Linked DNA regions of Homo sapiens: region 2 is linked to region 1. Evidence: chromatin loops called from intact Hi-C (ENCODE). Cell type or tissue: sigmoid colon. All regions are shown on one strand.

Region 1 (8,000 bases):
CAGTGAACATGAAAATTTATGTTCTTGTTATAAAAGGAATAAATATAAGGTCCCCTTTGTTCTATGGCCATTTTGCTCCCCACCTGACTTCAAGACCCGGCCCCCGCCTGTCTGTCCTGTGGTTATTTCCAACGTCAGGAGATGATCTGGTGAACCCTCCCGGTGGCACCCGTCAGCCCCTCCAGACTGTTTTTGGTTGGGGAGCGGCTGGGTTGGAACTGGGCAGGCAGGGTCAGGCTGGCGGTGGGGGGGGGGGCGGGGGGGTCCTGGCCTCTGTCCCACCCACAGTGACAGCCCTGATGGCGTCATTACCCAGCACCACGTCAGTGTGGCAGGACAGCCCGTGGTTGGGCAATTCTGGGCAACTCGCTGCCCTTCCTGGACCCCCCAACCCCCTAGCAGACGTGACAGCCGCAGACGTGACAGCCGCGAGGGCAGTGCTCAGTGTCTCCGCAGCGCCTGTCTGGTGTCTGGAGTTCAGTGGTGGCAGCGTGCCTCTCTCCCTTTTGGGGAGAGGCAGCCTCGAGTGCGGCTTGGCCACACCCACTCCCCGCCTCCCTCCGGGCATGAATGAGCGAGTGATGCAATCAGCCGGCCTCTTGCGAATCCAGAAAGCTCTCCAGAAGCCGGCTAGGTCCCCGAGGCTCAGTTTCTTTTATGGTCGTGCTCCCCCCAACCATAAGGAAATGGGACTGGCAAGCCAGGACCTGCCCCTTGCCCTGTGCAGCGGACAAGGAGCTGCCTAGACCCACTGACCTGACCCTGCTGAGCCCTGAGGGTTGGACTGGAGAGCTCTGGACTGGTAACATCTCCATGTCCCTGGGAGCCCTGGGAAGAGGTGAAGAATCACCTCTTCAGTTTGGGTGAGGAGTGGAAGTTCCGGAATTTCAAGTATTTTATTTTAGGAATAGCAGCGAAAACACTGACTTTCAGACATTTTTCAACCAGACTTTCCTGGTGTGTAGTAGCCGTCTCCGCTCTGGCATCCACAGAATTGTAGCGGGGTGGTTAATTTCTGAGAGATAGGCAGGCGGCAGCCCGTCCCGCACCTCAGGACGTTTCCGGTGTCATTAGTTAATTAGCATGGATGTCTTTCCTCGGGGTCTGTTGCTTACATTGTAAGATTCCACAGGATTTGTTCAGCTGGGGAAAAGCCACTGGAGTCCTCAAGGCCTTGGCTGGCCAGACCTTTCTGAGCGTTACTCCCAAGGGGAAAGAGAGAAGAGGAGCCCACGGCCTTTCTGATGCTCTCACCTTCCTGCAGTCTTAGTGGTGCGGTGCCGGGAGGGCTGTGAGATCTGAGCTGTGTGGGTGGCCCGTGCTGGGCCTTTGCCCACTTCTGGGGTGTAGACGTTCCCACTGGCAGATTTCAAGCTGCTGACAGCGACAGATAACCTCGTGAGCAGAGGAGTGAAGGGTAGTGCAGCAGGCAGTGAGGGGTGTCGTGGAGTCAGTGCCTCGGGATTAATATGATTTTACTTCATTTTAAGTTGTGGGGGTGGCTGTTTCCCCACCAGCTCACAGATCCCTGAATAGTGGCTCAGCGTGCGCACATATTGCAACAGAACCCCCCAAAACACACACACACACGCACACACACACAGTGGCTCAGCGTGCCTATATATTGCAACAGAACCCCCAACACACACACACACACACACACACACACACACACACACACACACACACAGAGGCTCAGAGCTGGGTGCCTTACAGGGCCCAGGAGGACGTGCTGGTGTCTGGAGACCTGTCTGAGCGTGCCTGACCCCACATCTCAGCGCCTCCTGGGGCAGGCGTTCTGGCCATCTGTGTGGGGTCACTCAGGCTTCTGAAGCACACGGTGCTATTTTGGGTTTCATCGTATGCCCCCAAAGCAGCAGGGCAGCAGGGTCTGCTCTGCTCACCACAGGCCCCTGTGGCCCCTCCCAGGCTGCCGTCCCCAGGTGACTGGCCAGGTAGTTCCGGGAAAGCGGGACACCCCACTTCTGTTGGAATCCACAGAAGATCCTCTTTGAGGAAAGGGCCCCGCCCTCATGGAGTCCGGCAGTCGGGCTGTGCGTGGGTCTCACAGTCAGGTCAGGGTGCTGAGTAGGTACAAAAAGGTGTAATGGGCGCCTTCCAAGTGGCAGGGTCACCTTGCTCACCTGGGTCTCTGGAGGCAGTGACCCCACTTGAAGTCCTGACTACAGGTGGGACTCCATGGCCTGGTGTGGTGGGGGGTGAGGAAAGGTCCCTTGCAGATCTTAAGGGGCACCTGGGATCCAGCCCTTAGACCTGAAAGGACTGCGAAGTTTATCAAAACAGGTCTCAGAAAGTCAGAACGTGCCCTAAGGGCTGGCAGGGGACTGGAGCTGTTTAAGGAGCTTGTTTTTCTGGTGGACCTGGCCCTGGGGTGGGGGTGGGGTCGTCACCTCCCAGCCTACCCCTGAGCTGGCGTCTGTCTGCCCGTGGAACTCACCGCTGCCCTCTGTCTCCACAGTGCTGCTCACGGCCGTGAACTGCTACAGCGTGAAGGCCGCCACCCGGGTCCAGGATGCCTTTGCCGCCGCCAAGCTCCTGGCCCTGGCCCTGATCATCCTGCTGGGCTTCGTCCAGATCGGGAAGGGTGAGTACGTCCCCCAGGCCCCACCGGCGGCCCCTCGAGGCTTTGCCTGTGTGTCCTTCACAGGGCATGAGGTCCCGTCCCCGGGTGCCTCCCAGTCCGCAGCTCTGCAGTGCTGTACAACGTGGAGATTTCCCTCTGGGAAAATCACCCAGCAAGTGAAATCCGACCCAGAGGGGGACACAGGAGTGCTCCCGTGGGACAGCGTGGCCACCACTGGGAGGGGCTCTGGCAGTTTTTCTTGTTTTTTACGCTGCGATGTCTGTGAATCTTGAGAGCCCAGCTGATGCGTTGTAACCTCACCTGGGGGCGATGTGGAACATTCCAGGCCTGGCAGGGGCTATGCCTGCCATGCAGACCTCACCCGAGCCATCTCACCCTGGGTCTGTCAGAGTCCCACGTGCTGTCGCCCCTCACCCACCCCCGACGGGGCCATGCTCCTGGTCATGCTGTGATTCATTCATCATTCCATGGGCAGGTGTGGGATTGTCTCTGTGTTTCTGTCTGCTTTTTAAAGAAGATGAGGTAAGCATGGAAAACAAAACAAACGTGGTAACCCCATCACTCAGACGTGTCCACTGTTAGCATTCGGGAACAGGTGAGAGCAGTCTGGCGCACAGGTTTTAAGGCTGGCTGGCCCAGACTTTGGTCTTGTGCTGTGTGATCTTGGGGAAATCACTGATTCTGAGCCTTTTTCCCAGCTGCTTTTTCTCTTGGGGCTGGTAGAAGGAATAAAGAGAGTGAGTGTGAAACAGCCCCCGCCCCTTTGCACCTGTGTTCTCTGTTGACGTGGACTGACACAGTTGGTATTTTGCTGGGTGTCTCTGGACCCTTTAACACACACTCCATAGATCTGTGTTCTGTGTCTGCCTGCAGAGCCTCCACCCTTTCCACACTGCCATTCCGCGGTGAGGTCGGGCTGGGGTTTCATAAGCAGTTCCCATTTGTGTGGTCACAGACCCTGGGACACACTGTCCTTGGCACTGGATCCCACCCGTGGTTGGGTACAGTTGAAGTGGGGGGCCCTGTTGCTTGAGTCCAGCAGGGATGCCTCTGTCTGCAGTTCCTTCTGAGTTTGTCTCCATCCATGTTGGAGCCAGCCTAGGAGCAGAGCAGTTAGGAGCTGGCCTCCTTCTCTTCTCTCCCAGAGCCTCAGGTAGAGATGATCCCAGTCCTGGAGCTGTGGAGCTTTCGCTGAGTGCAGGCACCCGGCGGATGCACGCTCTGGTGACTCGCAGTCACCGATGGCTGCAGAGAGGCTGCCTGGTCCCACATGGCTGTAGGGGAGGCAGGTAGGACCCCAGGGCTGCAGAGGACAGGGCAAGGACCTTGCTCCTAGAGGCAGGAAGGTCCTCACCCAGCAAGCTGTGAGCTGCCCCGCCCCCATGCACGGCCAGGCCAAAACATGCAGACACAAGGACGCTGCCTCCTCCTGTGTGGGGCCCTGCCTCAGGGCTGGGAGGCTCTCCTGTGTGCACCGTGCCACTGGTGGGCTGTGAACTGAACAGTGCCCCGCAGCACCCAGCACCCAGCACGCAGCTTTAGCTGAGCCTCCGCCTTGCTCCTGGCGCCCCCTGCTGGCTGTACGTGGCACTTCGCCTTAGGACAAAGTCTGGCTGCAGCTGGGGAGGGGTCTCCACACCAAGCAGGTAACCTGGGCCTGCAGGGGGATGCAGTGCCGGGCTATACTGACCTCACCACAGCGAGGCGAGCTCCAGGGGCTGGGGCCAGACTGTCTTTATCAAATGTATCAATCTGTACAAAGTCTGCAGCAGGTGTTAGTTACCTGCCTCATCGTCGAGGGGAAGTCCCACTTGATTCCCAGGTGGCTCTGGAAGGTTGCCCAGGTCAATCCTTCAGGAGCTCGAGCCCATCCCCCATGCATGTGTCTGACCAGGGATTCTCAGAGTCGCCCGGGGTACCAGAGCCACCCAAGAGCTGGCAGGACAGGGCTGGCAGGAAGTCCCAATTCTGAACCTTCCTGGGACCTCAGGTTCCGGCACCTTACTCAAGGCAAGACGAGCTCATTCCATGGCTCCCGGGCACTCAGAAGTTGCCCAGGGAGGTGGTTGGGCCTGAGTGACATTTTACGGGCAGGAGACAAATCCATCCTGTGCCTCCCAGAAGTGGGCACGGAAGGGGTGCTTTGCTCGTGAAGGCCTTTGCTTGGCTGCGCTCATCAGATAGCCAGGAAAGATTTAGGAGGGGAACGTGATTTTTGTAAAAACAAATTTCGGTAGGGAGAGCAAAGAGCTTTTGTTCGACTTGAATACATAATAGGTTTATAATTCCGTTAGCTGTTGAAAGCGTCCTCCCACCGTGCTCCCCCCAGCAATTCCCTTCTGAGCTTTGGGATACAGTGCAGTGTCTGCAGAATTCCTGTCTCCTGTTTGGCTTCAACAGATTTATTTTGTTACCAGATGAATGCCTTGCTTTTAGAAGATACATTGTGTTGACCCCTTTCTCCCAAAGCAGTTGTCCAACTTTATACCCCCCAGTGGACGCAAAGCCCTTGGGCAGCTGCCCCCTCCCCTCGCTGGCACCTGGCAGCAGCGCCCCCAGATACTTCAAGGCAGAGACTCCGGCCTCAATTTTGCAACGACTGGCAAGTGGCCCTTTCCGGGTCTGGAGAATGCAGCGAAAATCTGGCAGAGCAGGCCTGGCCCACGCACCTGTTCCTGCCTGTCCCGCACCCTGGGTGCCCTGCTCCATTGGGGCTGAAAAGGCTCCTCCTTGCTGCCCTTGGCCCCCAGGTGGGCCCTGTGCTATGGAAAGGCACTGGCCCTAGGGTCCTGTAGGCCTTGGCTGACCTGTTTCCTCCTCGTCAGGGAAGTTTGTAATCACCCCTTCCCAGTTGGCCATCCGCAGAACCATCTTCTGTCCCGTGTGCCGCATCTATGCCGGGTCCCAATGAGAACATGGCCCCGCATCCAGAGCTCATGGGGGGACCTGAGAGCCATAGGCACGTGAATGGGAGAGTCGCAGTGGGGAATAAGCGGGGCCCTGGTGCAGACCAGAAAAGCCCTTCTGAGGGGTTGGGCCTTTCCTGAGATGCGGGCTGGGAGGGGCAGCTGGCTGAGTGACAGGGGCGACTCTGCAGGGGCCTGAGTGGTCGGGAGCCCTTGCCTCCTCCGCGTCTTGGGGGAGTCATGGCTGCCCCTAGGCTGGGGCATGGGGACACGCAGGCTTAGGTGTCACATGAGGTTCTACAGTTAGTCCCAGCCTTTTCGAAAGGGAGACAGTACTCATGAGGGTTCAGATCTGACCCACCGTCCCATGAGTCCACTCGCAGGCTGTTGCCTAAGGAGAGGGTGGCTGGGCCTTCGCCTGCAGGGCGGAGGGTGGGAGCGAGGGCACAGGCTCTGCCGTCCCAGCCCAGCAGCAGCAGCACGTCCCTCCTGGAGGACACAATGGGGCGCTTTGTGCTTTGCTTGGGCTGCAGCCGTCAGCGGCAGAACAAACTAATCTCTCCTTGAACAGTTACAGATTGGATAGTTGGGCAGATTTAAAAAAAAGGTTGCATAAAAACTTTCTTTTCCTTCTCCTCCCACATTGTACTGTTGGAGGTCAGTATTCCCCTGGAGCAAATTTGCCCTTTCACTCTGTCCACAAAAAGGAAAGAAAGCCGCAGCCTGCCAGGGCGGCGTGCCTCTTGCTGTCCTTCACCCCAGGAGGGGAAAATGCTTCCCCTGGGCAGGGCTCAGACCCCGGCTGAATGGCTTTGCTGAGCTGCTGGGCCCTGGGTCCCGGTGGCCGAGACCCCTGGATGTGACCTACACCTATGAGTAGGGCACTTCTGGACGGTCCCGTGTCCCAGGCGGTAAATACGTGTGTGCCACTGGGCTGTGGGGCAGGGGCCTGCATTTGTGTGTCACGTGACAGTTTTGAAATGATGGTTTTCCTTTGGTTCTTCAGCTAGTAGGGCCCCTTAGACTCAGAGAAGTGGGGTGCCCTGCCCCAGGTCCCACAGCCGTGAGCAGTGGGCAGGTCCCTCCCCACCCCCACTGTGACCCTGGGTGCAGTGTGCAGGGTCATGCGCTGCTGGGGGGAGGCCCACACCTCTGTTCCCAAGGTGCGTTCGGGTGGACAGCACTGGGCCCATCTGCTCTTGGGAGGTTCACGTGGGGTGTCATGTGTTACGGGAAAAGCTGACGGGACAGTTCCTGAGTAACACGTCCATCCTGAGAGGGTGGAGGTCTGGAGGACATTCCTTTTCAGACTGGTCTCTGAGCTTCACTGAGCTTCCTTGAAGGCAGCCCCCTGAGCCCCTCCCGATGTCCCTCCTGAGGAGCTTCCTGGAGGAAGAGGTGCCGCCTCCCTCATCTGGCCCTCATCTGGCTGGGGGTGTGCGGCCCTGTCTTGGTCTCCTCTTCCTGTGGGTGGGGGCGTCCAGCCCCCAGACGATGTTTCTGACAAAGGCCCCCTCAGTGGTCACAGCACATGCCCAGCTGCTGGGCTGTTCTGGTGAGAAAAACGTTTCACCCACACCTTGGCTGTCTGTGGCTCTGGGGTGTGGAGGGGTCGCCTCGTGGACTGAGAAGCCCCCCTGGGCTGTGGCTTAGAGCTGTTCCTTCTTCTGGGCCTGGCTTCACCTGAGTGTGTGCGTGGACCCATAGCTGGGCTTCTAGGCGCTCCCAGCAGAGCTCAGCCCAGCCTGCTCTCCGAACCCCAGATCAGGACTGTGGGCTTCTAGGGTGCCCTCCCGGAGAGAGGGCAAGGGCAGGTGCTAGATGTGCAGCTGCCTTGGGATTCTAGTTTTGCCGCCCCCCGGCCAGGGTGTCTGAGCCTCGGTGTCTTCCCCTGGGAAATGGGCTGTCCTCCCTTGCAGGGAGGAGGCCAGGCTCACCGCGTCCCCGGCACGGGAGCCACTGCCATGCAGGGTCCAACAGCCCCTTTTCCTCACCTCACGCCCTGACTGCCGCTTTCTCCGGGGGTGACAGCAAGAGCGGAGCAGGCCTGGGTGGGTGGGTCTCAGCTTCAGAGGGTCTGGTGCCAGGGCCCTGCTACCTGGATGCCGGCGGGAGAGTCGGTGAGAGGCCCCGCCAGGCCAGGGACCCTGATGCCCTGGGCGGGGTGCTCGGCCTCCTGGCTCCTAGACACCCCCTCGCTGTGTTTCCTTGTGGGAGAGTGAGCTGTCTGGGGCCTCCTCTTGTGTGGACAAGGATCCTGTCAGATCAGGCCCCACCCTGAGGACCCCACTTACCCTTAATCTGTAGAGGCCCCATGTCCACGTACAGCCACACCGGGGTTAGGGCTTCCACGTCTGAGTTTTGGGGGACAGGATGGAGCTTCGGGCCCCGCTCTCCTGGCAGGAAATAGGGCAAGCCCCAGGGCCTCAAAGTGAATCCCAGCTGGGTACAGGCTGTGTTAACCAAGGGAGGAGTCGGCCACAGCTCGG
Region 2 (8,000 bases), 920 kb before region 1:
GTTTGCGGAGGCCGCCTGCCCAGGAGGGGCGTCAAAGGAGGGGACAGATGTGGGTTTAGGGAGGCCACCTGCCCGGGAGGAGCCTCGAAGGAAGGCACAGGCGTGGGTTTGGGGCTGCCTGCCCTGGAGGGGCCTCAAGGACCCCAGGTCTGGTCTTGGTCTCACTCACCTCCTGGACCCCCCAAGGCCTGCAGTTTGCAATCTGTCGCCTGGGACCCCCACTGTCTGCCTTTACGCAGCTCAGCCACCACGCGGCCCTCGCTCCCTCATTTACTTGATTTCTGTTTATGGTTAAAGTACCGTTTAAAACGACACATCATTAAAGCAACATGAAAGGGAGTTTTGAAAAGGGAAGCCATCGTCCATCCCACTGCCCCTGCCTCAGCGGGGATTTACTTTTCCTTTCCTGTCTGCGGGCCAGTGACAATGAGGACCCCGCAATGTGTCTGCGGGCCAGTGACAATGAGGACCCCGCAATGTGTCTGCGGGCCAGTGACAGTGAGGACCCCGCAATGTGTCTGCGGGCCAGTGACAGTGAGGACCCTGCAATGTGTCTGCGGGCCAGTGACAATGAGGACCCTGCAATGGGCGGCCTGTAAGGCTCTGCCCTGGCCTCCGCTGCCTTCGCTTTCTCCCTCCTTGGTGGGTGCACGCCCTTGTGCTTTTCCTAAAAGAGCAGGTCCTCCGGGCATGGTGGCTCACGCCGGTAATCCCAGCACTTTGGGAGGCCGAGACGGGTGGATCCCAAGGCCAGGAGTTCAAGACCAGCCTGGCCAACATGGCAAAACCCTGTCCCTACTGAAAATACAAAAATTAGCTGGGTATGGTGACAGGCATCTGTAATCCTAGCTACTCGGGAGGCTGAGGCAGGAGAATCACTTGAATCCGGGAGACGGAGTTTGCAGTGAGCCGAGATCACACCATTGCACTCCAGCCTGGGCAACAAGAGCGAAACTCCATCTCAAAAAAGAAGAAGAAGAAAATCCTGACACTTCAGCCTGGTGCAGGCCCTTCCCTCCTTCTAGTCCCTGCCAAGAAGTGAGCCGGGCCCAGATCTCCTGCCGGGCGGGGAATGAGCACACACATTCCCCTCTTGGGACAGACAGCAGCAGCAGCCCTGTTGCACACATGAGGACGTACAGGCTCAGGGGCCGTGGGTGGCAGAGAGGCTATCAGCGCCGGACTGGCCCGCCCCGAGCCAGGGTCCAGCCCCACAGTCCTGTCCCCAAGCCCTGGCCCTTCTGCGGTCACTCCCGTCTGCTGAATCCCCTACTCTGCCCCTGGTGTGTGGCCCCCCAGTTCCCTCCTGTGTTCATTCCCTGCTAACCTCCCGTGGCTTCGCCTCCCCAGATGCCCTGAGCACACAGCCTCTCCCCTTCCTCCCCTCCTAGATGTGCACATAGGAGCCGCCCAAAGGCTGGGGCAGCTAGTGGGGCCCCTCCAAGGGAAGCTGGGCCCCGGGCAATGCCCTGAGCCACCAGGTCCTGGCCCTGCGTCTCATCCCTTCTTTTTTTTTTTTGAGACAGAGTCTCGCTCTGTCGCCCTGGCTGGAGTGCAGTGGCCCAGTCTGGGCTCACTGCAAGCTCTGCCTCCCAGGTTCACGCCATTCTCCTTCCTCAGCCTCCCGAGTAGCTGGGACTACAGGCGCCCACCACCACACTCCGCTAATTTTTTGTATTTTTAGTAGAGACGGGGTTTCACCGTGTTAACCAGGATGGTCTCAATCTCCTGACCTCATGATCCACCCGCCTCGGCCTCCCAGAATGCTGGGATGACAGGCGTGAGCCACCGCGCCCGGCCTCATTTGGTTCCTTCTGTGCACCACAGTGTGGGATCTCGGGTCCTGGGTGGCACGTGTTTAACCTGAAAGGAAACTGCCCCTGCGCTCCCCAGCTTGTAGCCCGTGGGCCTGGCTCTGAGGCCCCGACTGCCCCACGGCCTGTGCTGCGCATGCTGGAGCCAGGCTCCGGCTCTGGTTGGCGCCTCCCGTGGCTTTAATCTGCAGTGACCTGGGTGCTTAACGAGGGCCTTTGCCTCTGCGTGTGCACTGCCTTCTTCTGAGGAGTCTCCTCAAGTCTCCCAGCTGTTTAAACAATGGGGTCTTTTGTCTTTTGACCTGTTGGTGCCATCAGCCAGCCTCCTGCACATACTCTCCCTACCCTTGGCTGCCACTCCTGTCCTGCCCTTCGCCATGTCTTTTTTCTTTTCTTTTTTTTTTTTTTTTTTGACAGCGTCTTATTCTGCCACCCAGGCTGTAGTGGAGTGGCACGATCTTGGCTCACTGCACCCTCCGCCTCCCTGGTTCAACCGATTCTCCTGCCTTAGCCTCCCAAGTAGCTAGGACTACAGGTGCCCACCACCACACCCGGCTAATTTTTGTATTGTTAGTGGAGATGGAGTTTCACCATTTTGGCCAGGCTGGTCTCAAACTCCTGACCTTAGGTGATCCGCCTGCCTTGGCCTCCCAAAGTGCTGGGATTACAGGCGTGAGCCACTGCGCCGGGCCCCCGCCATGTGTTTTTAAGAGCAGGCATTTCATTCAGATGAAGCCCGGACACTCTTGGGGGTTCTGCTCAGGGGCTCTACCTGCCACTGAACGTCCTCTCCCTGTGTGGGTGGCCATGGCATTCAGCCTGTGTTGGGCCTTGTTCTGCCTGGCTACTGGCCGCTAGGTCTGCCCCGGCATCCTCTGTGTCCTGTGTGGGCGCCTCTGCCTCCTGCTCCAGCCTGTGCCAGGCAATCCTGCTCACCTTCCAGGAGCCAGGCCTCTCCCCAGGGCCTGCGTCCTGTCAGGGTCAGGGACGGCCCCTCTGCCATGCTCCGGAGTCCCTGGTCCCCTCACTCCGTTACGTCCTGGGTGTCACGGGTACGGCCGGGAACTCTGTCGTCTTCACTGTCTGGGCCGGGGCCTCCCTGGGTGTCTGCTGGATGGAGTGGGTGCCTTTGGGTCCCTGCAAAGTGAGCCTGCCTCCCAGCACCGCCCTGTCGTTACATAGCCACTATCTTTGCGCCTGTTTTTCCTTCCTTTGACTGGTTCCTCTGGGGTTAATTCCCAGGCCTGGTATTACCATCTCTGAATGCCTGGGTGGTTTCAGCGCCCAGGAGGCTGTGCTGAGGTATCTTAGACCATGTGGGCACCGTTCGCTCCTGCGCAGCCGGCTCCGGGGTGCCCTGTTTTTGCGGAATCCTGCAGGGAACCCCATGTACCCTAAGAGTGCTCTCCCCAGCCACTGTGGCATAAGACAAGCGGTCTCTTTGCCCTTGGGCCCCATCCTTGTCTGGTCGGCCCTTCTTCATGGGTCCAGCGCGGGATTGCCGGCTTCCTTTTCAGGCTTCCTGGGACCCCCACTCAGACCTGCAGCTGGGCCAGCGATGCCCACCCGTTTCTCCTCCACGTGGTATACAGAGGTGCCCAGGCTGCTGCTGGGGACTCTGGAGCCCAGGAGTGAGTCTCCTTGACCCTGAGCTGTCCTGGCTATCACAGCTGGGTCCTGTTTTCCCCTTCAGCACCCACGGGTGTCTTTCTCCAGTTTATATTGTTATTTTTATTTATTTACTTATCGAGACAGAGTCTCGCTCTGTCGCCCAAGCTGGTGTGCAGTGGCACAATCTCGACTCATCGCAAACTCCGCCTCCCGGGTTCAAGCGATTCTCATGCCTCAGCCTCCTGAGTAGCTGGGATTACAGGCATGTATCACCAGGCTGGACCTCTAGTTTATATTATTACAGCCTGGTCAGGGAGTCACTGGGCGTCGCCATCCTGTGGGTGGGAAGGGGGCCCAGGCAGAGGCCAGGAGGAGGTGACAGTCATGCGCTTAGAAGCTCAGGCCACGCCCACCCAGCCCTGCCTGGTGACCGGTTCCTGCTGTGTTGGGAGCTGCATCCCAGACCTTATCGCCGGGCACAGAACTTCCAAGCCAGGGGAGAGGGAGGCCTGGAGGGGCCCCAATCTCTGAAGGTCAGCAGTGGCGGGGAGGAGGCTTGCGGTGCTGAAGGGACTCGGGGGACCTGCAGGGAGGTGTTGGTGGTCAGGGATGGTGGCACCTGAGGGGACTTTTGGCAGGGCCAGAAGTGCCCAGAGCAAGCTCCGGTGGGGCCCTGCACTGGAGGGCTGGGGTCGAGTGACCCTCTTCCTAAGACCACCCAGGAGGACACTGGGTGCAGGGTGGCCGGAGCCCTCACCCCCAGTAGGCAGCTGCTGTCCACTCCGCCGACCTGCCTGTCACCCAGTAGGCAGCTGCTGTCCACTCCCCCGACCTGCCTGTCACCCAGTAGGCAGCTGCTGTCCACTCCCCCGACCTGCCTGTCACCCAATAGGCAGCTGCTGTCCAGTCCCCCGACCTGCCTGTCAGCCTTTTCCCTGTCAGGCCCTGTTCCTAGGAGCCTGGAGACCTCAGGGGTGGCCTTGAGCCCCCAGGGTTTTTTTGAGGGGAAGCGCCAGCTGCTGTCTTCACCCTTCCCCTAGTGAGGCCAGGCTGTGCAGGGCCACGTGGAGGCAGTCTGTGCTGCGCCCATCGGTCGCCTGGCTTCCTGCCGACCCTCGGCCCCCAGCCACCTCTGGTCTCGGGCAAGGCCCCTCCCCCTGCCCACCTCCTCCCTGGCCCCCACGCCAGGTGGGCAGACCTCCTCTGCGGTTTTTATTCAGGGGGTCCCTCGTTGGCTGCCCACTCTTGGAGGGCTGTCCTGACTCAGGCCTCCCCTCTACTCAGATCCCCTGAGCGAGGGCCTGGGCGTGACGCCGGGAGTTACTGGGGGGCCAGAGGGGGAGGCTCAGCCTGAATCAATGAGACCCAGGAGGAAGGAGGCACGTGGACCTGAGGGCTGGCTGGAGCCGCTGGTGACAGATGGAGGAGTAATTGCTGCTTCCAGAGCACAGCGAGCTCGAGCTCCCTGGAGTGCCAGAAGCTTCTGGGTGGACAGACAGGCCGCCTCACATTCCAGAGGCTGACACAGTCTTCCAGGCACCCCTGGGGCCAGCTGGAAGCCATGTGCCTCCACTCACGTGTCCCGTGGGTGTTTGGAGGGGAGGCTGGCCCTGCCATGGCCCACCCCAGCCTGCGGCCTCAGGAGCTTGCACATTTGCAAGGGGGTGACATGAAGACTGAGCCAGGGCTGCGGCGGGCATCCCCCTCAGAGAACAGGGAGGAGGGGGCACAGGCCTTTTTTTTTTTTTTTTTGACAGAGTCTCACTCTTTGGCCAGGCTGGAATGCAGTGGCACGATCTCAGCTCACTGCCACCTTCGCCTCCCAGGTTCAAGCGATTCTCCTGCCTCAGCCTCCCCAGTAGCTGAGATTACAGGCACCCACCATCACGCCCGGCTCATTTTTGTATTTTTAGTAGAGACGGGGTTTTACCATGTTGTCCAGGATGGTCTTGATCTGTTGACCTCGTGATCTGCTTGCCTCGGCCTCCCAAAGTGCTGGGATTACAGGCGTGAGCCACTGTGCCCTGCCAGGCACGGGCCTTTTTATGAGGGAGGAAGCCGTGCCCTCTGCCACCTGCCTGTGGGCTGGGGCCTGCAGGCTCCCAGGGCCCTCAGCTCCAGCGTGGCTGTTGGTTATTGGCACCTGGGCCTCATGTCCACATGGAAAGTATATTCCGAGCTGGTGGCTAAGCCACAAGAGCCTGCTTACCTGTCCCAACCCCCGGCTCACTTGCTGCCATGATACGTCTGGGATTCTGGGCCCTCCTTCTGAGCTTGGACACAGACTTGGGACTTCAGCGCTGGACACAGGTGCTGGATCTGGGGTCTCAATGGCACCAGGGATGGTCATTCTGACAGCCATGCCCAGAGTCTCAGGAGGGCCTGGGGCCGCAGGTGGACAGGCATCCTGACCAGAGTCTCAGGAGGGCCTGGGGCCGCGGGTGGACAGGCATAGAGTCTCAGGTGGGCCTGGGGCCGCGGGTGGACGGGCATAGAGTCTCAGGAGGGCCTGGGGCCGCGGGTGGATGGGCATAGAGTCTCAGGAGGGCCTGGGGCCGCGGGTGGACGGGCATAGAGTCTCAGGTGGGCCTGGGGCCGCGGGTGGACGGGCATAGAGTCTCAGGAGGGCCTGGGGCCGCGGGTGGACGGGCATAGAGTCTCAGGAGGGCCTGGGGCCGCGGGTGGACGGGCATAGAGTCTCAGGAGGGCCTGGGGCCGCGGGTGGACGGGCATAGAGTCTCAGGAGGGCCTGGGGCCGCGGGTGGACGGGCATAGAGTCTCAGGAGGGCCTGGGGCCGCGGGTGGACGGGCATCTGGACGTCGGCTCCACTAGTGTCACCTCTGCAACCTTGTCCCACCCAGCACCTCCCTATGGCCCTGCTCTGACTGTGGGCTGAGGGGGACCCCCATGGCTAGCTTGGGACCTCCGCTGGACACTGTCATAGGGCACTTGTCGAGTGGCCCTGCTGAGGTTCAGGCTTGGGCGTGTGTGGCCCCTGAGCCCAGCAGCTGCGTGAGCCGTGGGGAGCCGAGCCCCCAGTCAAGAAAGCTGTGTGCTCCTTACCCTGCCTGCTGGGCTTGGGGCCTGCAGGGCAAGGGAGGCGGTGGGATGGGAGCCCCGCCTGGCCTGGTTTCTTGTTGTCGCCGCACTCCTAGCTGTATGTAGTCAGATGAGGCTCCCAGTCCTGGCTCTGCTGCTGAGCACCATTGGGCCGGTGGTTGGGTGAATCTCTCAGCCTCTCTGAGCCTCCAGCACTTCGTCCTTAAGAGTGGAACTGGTCTGGACCTCCCAAGGGGGGGTCACTGGGTGCAGAGTTCCTGCAAGGCTGGGCCCGGTGCCAGTAGCGGTCGCTCTGTGGGGCCTTTCGCACGGTTGATTTTTATCTCCCTGTGAGATTAGCGCCTGCCCTGCTCTGCCTCACGGCTCTGGCTCTCCGGGACTGAGACCACCTGCTAAGTGACAGGGGCGGAAGGACCTTGCAACACAGAGCAAGACGTGATAGGGTGGAGCTGCTCCGCCCAGGCCCCGCCTGCAGATGAGAGGGCCCAGAGCCTCTTAATCCCCTGCGCTCAGGGCATGTGACGGCAGGGAGTCTCTCCAGTGCCGCCCACCGGATTCCTATAGTTAGAGCTCCTCGCCCAAGCCCCCAGGGCACCTCACTGGCCTCCCAGGTGAGGACATGAGGCCCAGCGACTCTGGTGGTGGCTGGTGTCACCTATGGCAGGGCCGCGCGGGGCCCAGTGGAGGACGCCTGGCCCGGACCTGACTGCTCCGTGGGAACCGTGGGGCGTGCTCAGGGTGACTTGGTGCGGCTGGGCTGCCAGCCGGCCTGGCTGAGTCACTGGCAGTGAAGGCACCAGGTGGTGGACGTGCTCGGCAGCTGGCGGGAGAGTACCCCCACCCAGGACCGTGTTCAGGCTGAGGGGGAAGGGAGCGGCCCAGGCAGGCACCGCCCATGGCGGGGCCCCCGCACTAACGGCCACCTCTCCCGATGGACTGCAGTTCTGGAGCCGCCCCTGAGGAGAACGCCCTGCTCAGTGTCCTGGCAGACTCTGGACTCTTCACCGTGCCATCCTCGCTACAGCCTGGCCAGGCAGCCGCTCCCGTCCCCCCACCCCACAGACAGGAACTGCAGACTCCTAAAGGTCGAGCCAGCTCCCAAGTCCATAGCCAGAAAGTGATGCAGGCGGGGCCCGGCTGGGGGGCAGGTGTGACCGGGTCATGGGGGAGCGGGCTGTGCACAGGCATCAGGCTGAGAGGTCTCGGGGATACGTCCTGGGAGCCGCCTGCCAGGCGTCCTGTGGGGCTGCCTGCAGGCCTCCTCTGGCTTTGGCAGGTTCTGTCCCGACAGACCGAGGCTTGGGAAGACCGGATTGTGCACTCTCTGCCTGGAGAGAGGGTGGGGAGGGGCTGGGGCGTGTGGGCAGGGAGAACACCCTGGGAGGCATCAGTCCTCTTCCCTGGGGACGGGCCATGCGTCAACAGTCCCTCACTTCCTCTCTCAGGGGCAGAGGCGTGGGGGTCCCGAGCCTCCAGGTTGGAGTAGGTTAGGAGGGCCTCAGAGCCCCCTGCTG

The links. Peaks named below come from ENCODE experiments on the same cell type or tissue, not always from the same donor. Only the 100,000 strongest peaks of a DNase experiment are listed, where the experiment ranks them.
Region 2: a loop joins it to region 1, with 4 times the contacts of the local background. A loop is called at or near these places in 2 of 110 quality-filtered maps.

The regions. Positions count from the first base shown.
Region 1 is chr16:87,846,329-87,854,328 of GRCh38, reverse strand. It overlaps SLC7A5 (solute carrier family 7 member 5), which reads left to right. Exons shown (of 10, transcript NM_003486.7): 2 at 2,480-2,605. It overlaps MIR11401 (microRNA 11401), which reads right to left and starts at 433; the gene lies at 365-433. RefSeq lists enhancers at 1-422, 596-835, 423-1,330, 1,331-2,236, 3,143-4,048 and 2 more. In sigmoid colon, a CTCF peak has its summit at 4,193 (motif pointing left); DNase peaks (open chromatin) are centred at 528 and 4,151; H3K4me3 peaks cover 837 bases; H3K27ac peaks cover 661 bases.
Region 2 is chr16:88,769,953-88,777,952 of GRCh38, reverse strand. All of the region lies in intron 1 of PIEZO1 (piezo type mechanosensitive ion channel component 1 (Er blood group)), which reads left to right. Among named protein-coding and RNA genes, the nearest start is that of PIEZO1, 11 kb to the left of the region's middle. RefSeq lists enhancers at 1,019-1,769, 6,815-7,398, 7,399-7,982. In sigmoid colon, no CTCF peak of the experiment used is centred here; DNase peaks (open chromatin) are centred at 1,062, 3,812, 4,912, 6,882 and 3 weaker places; H3K4me3 peaks cover 2,022 bases; H3K27ac peaks cover 1,971 bases.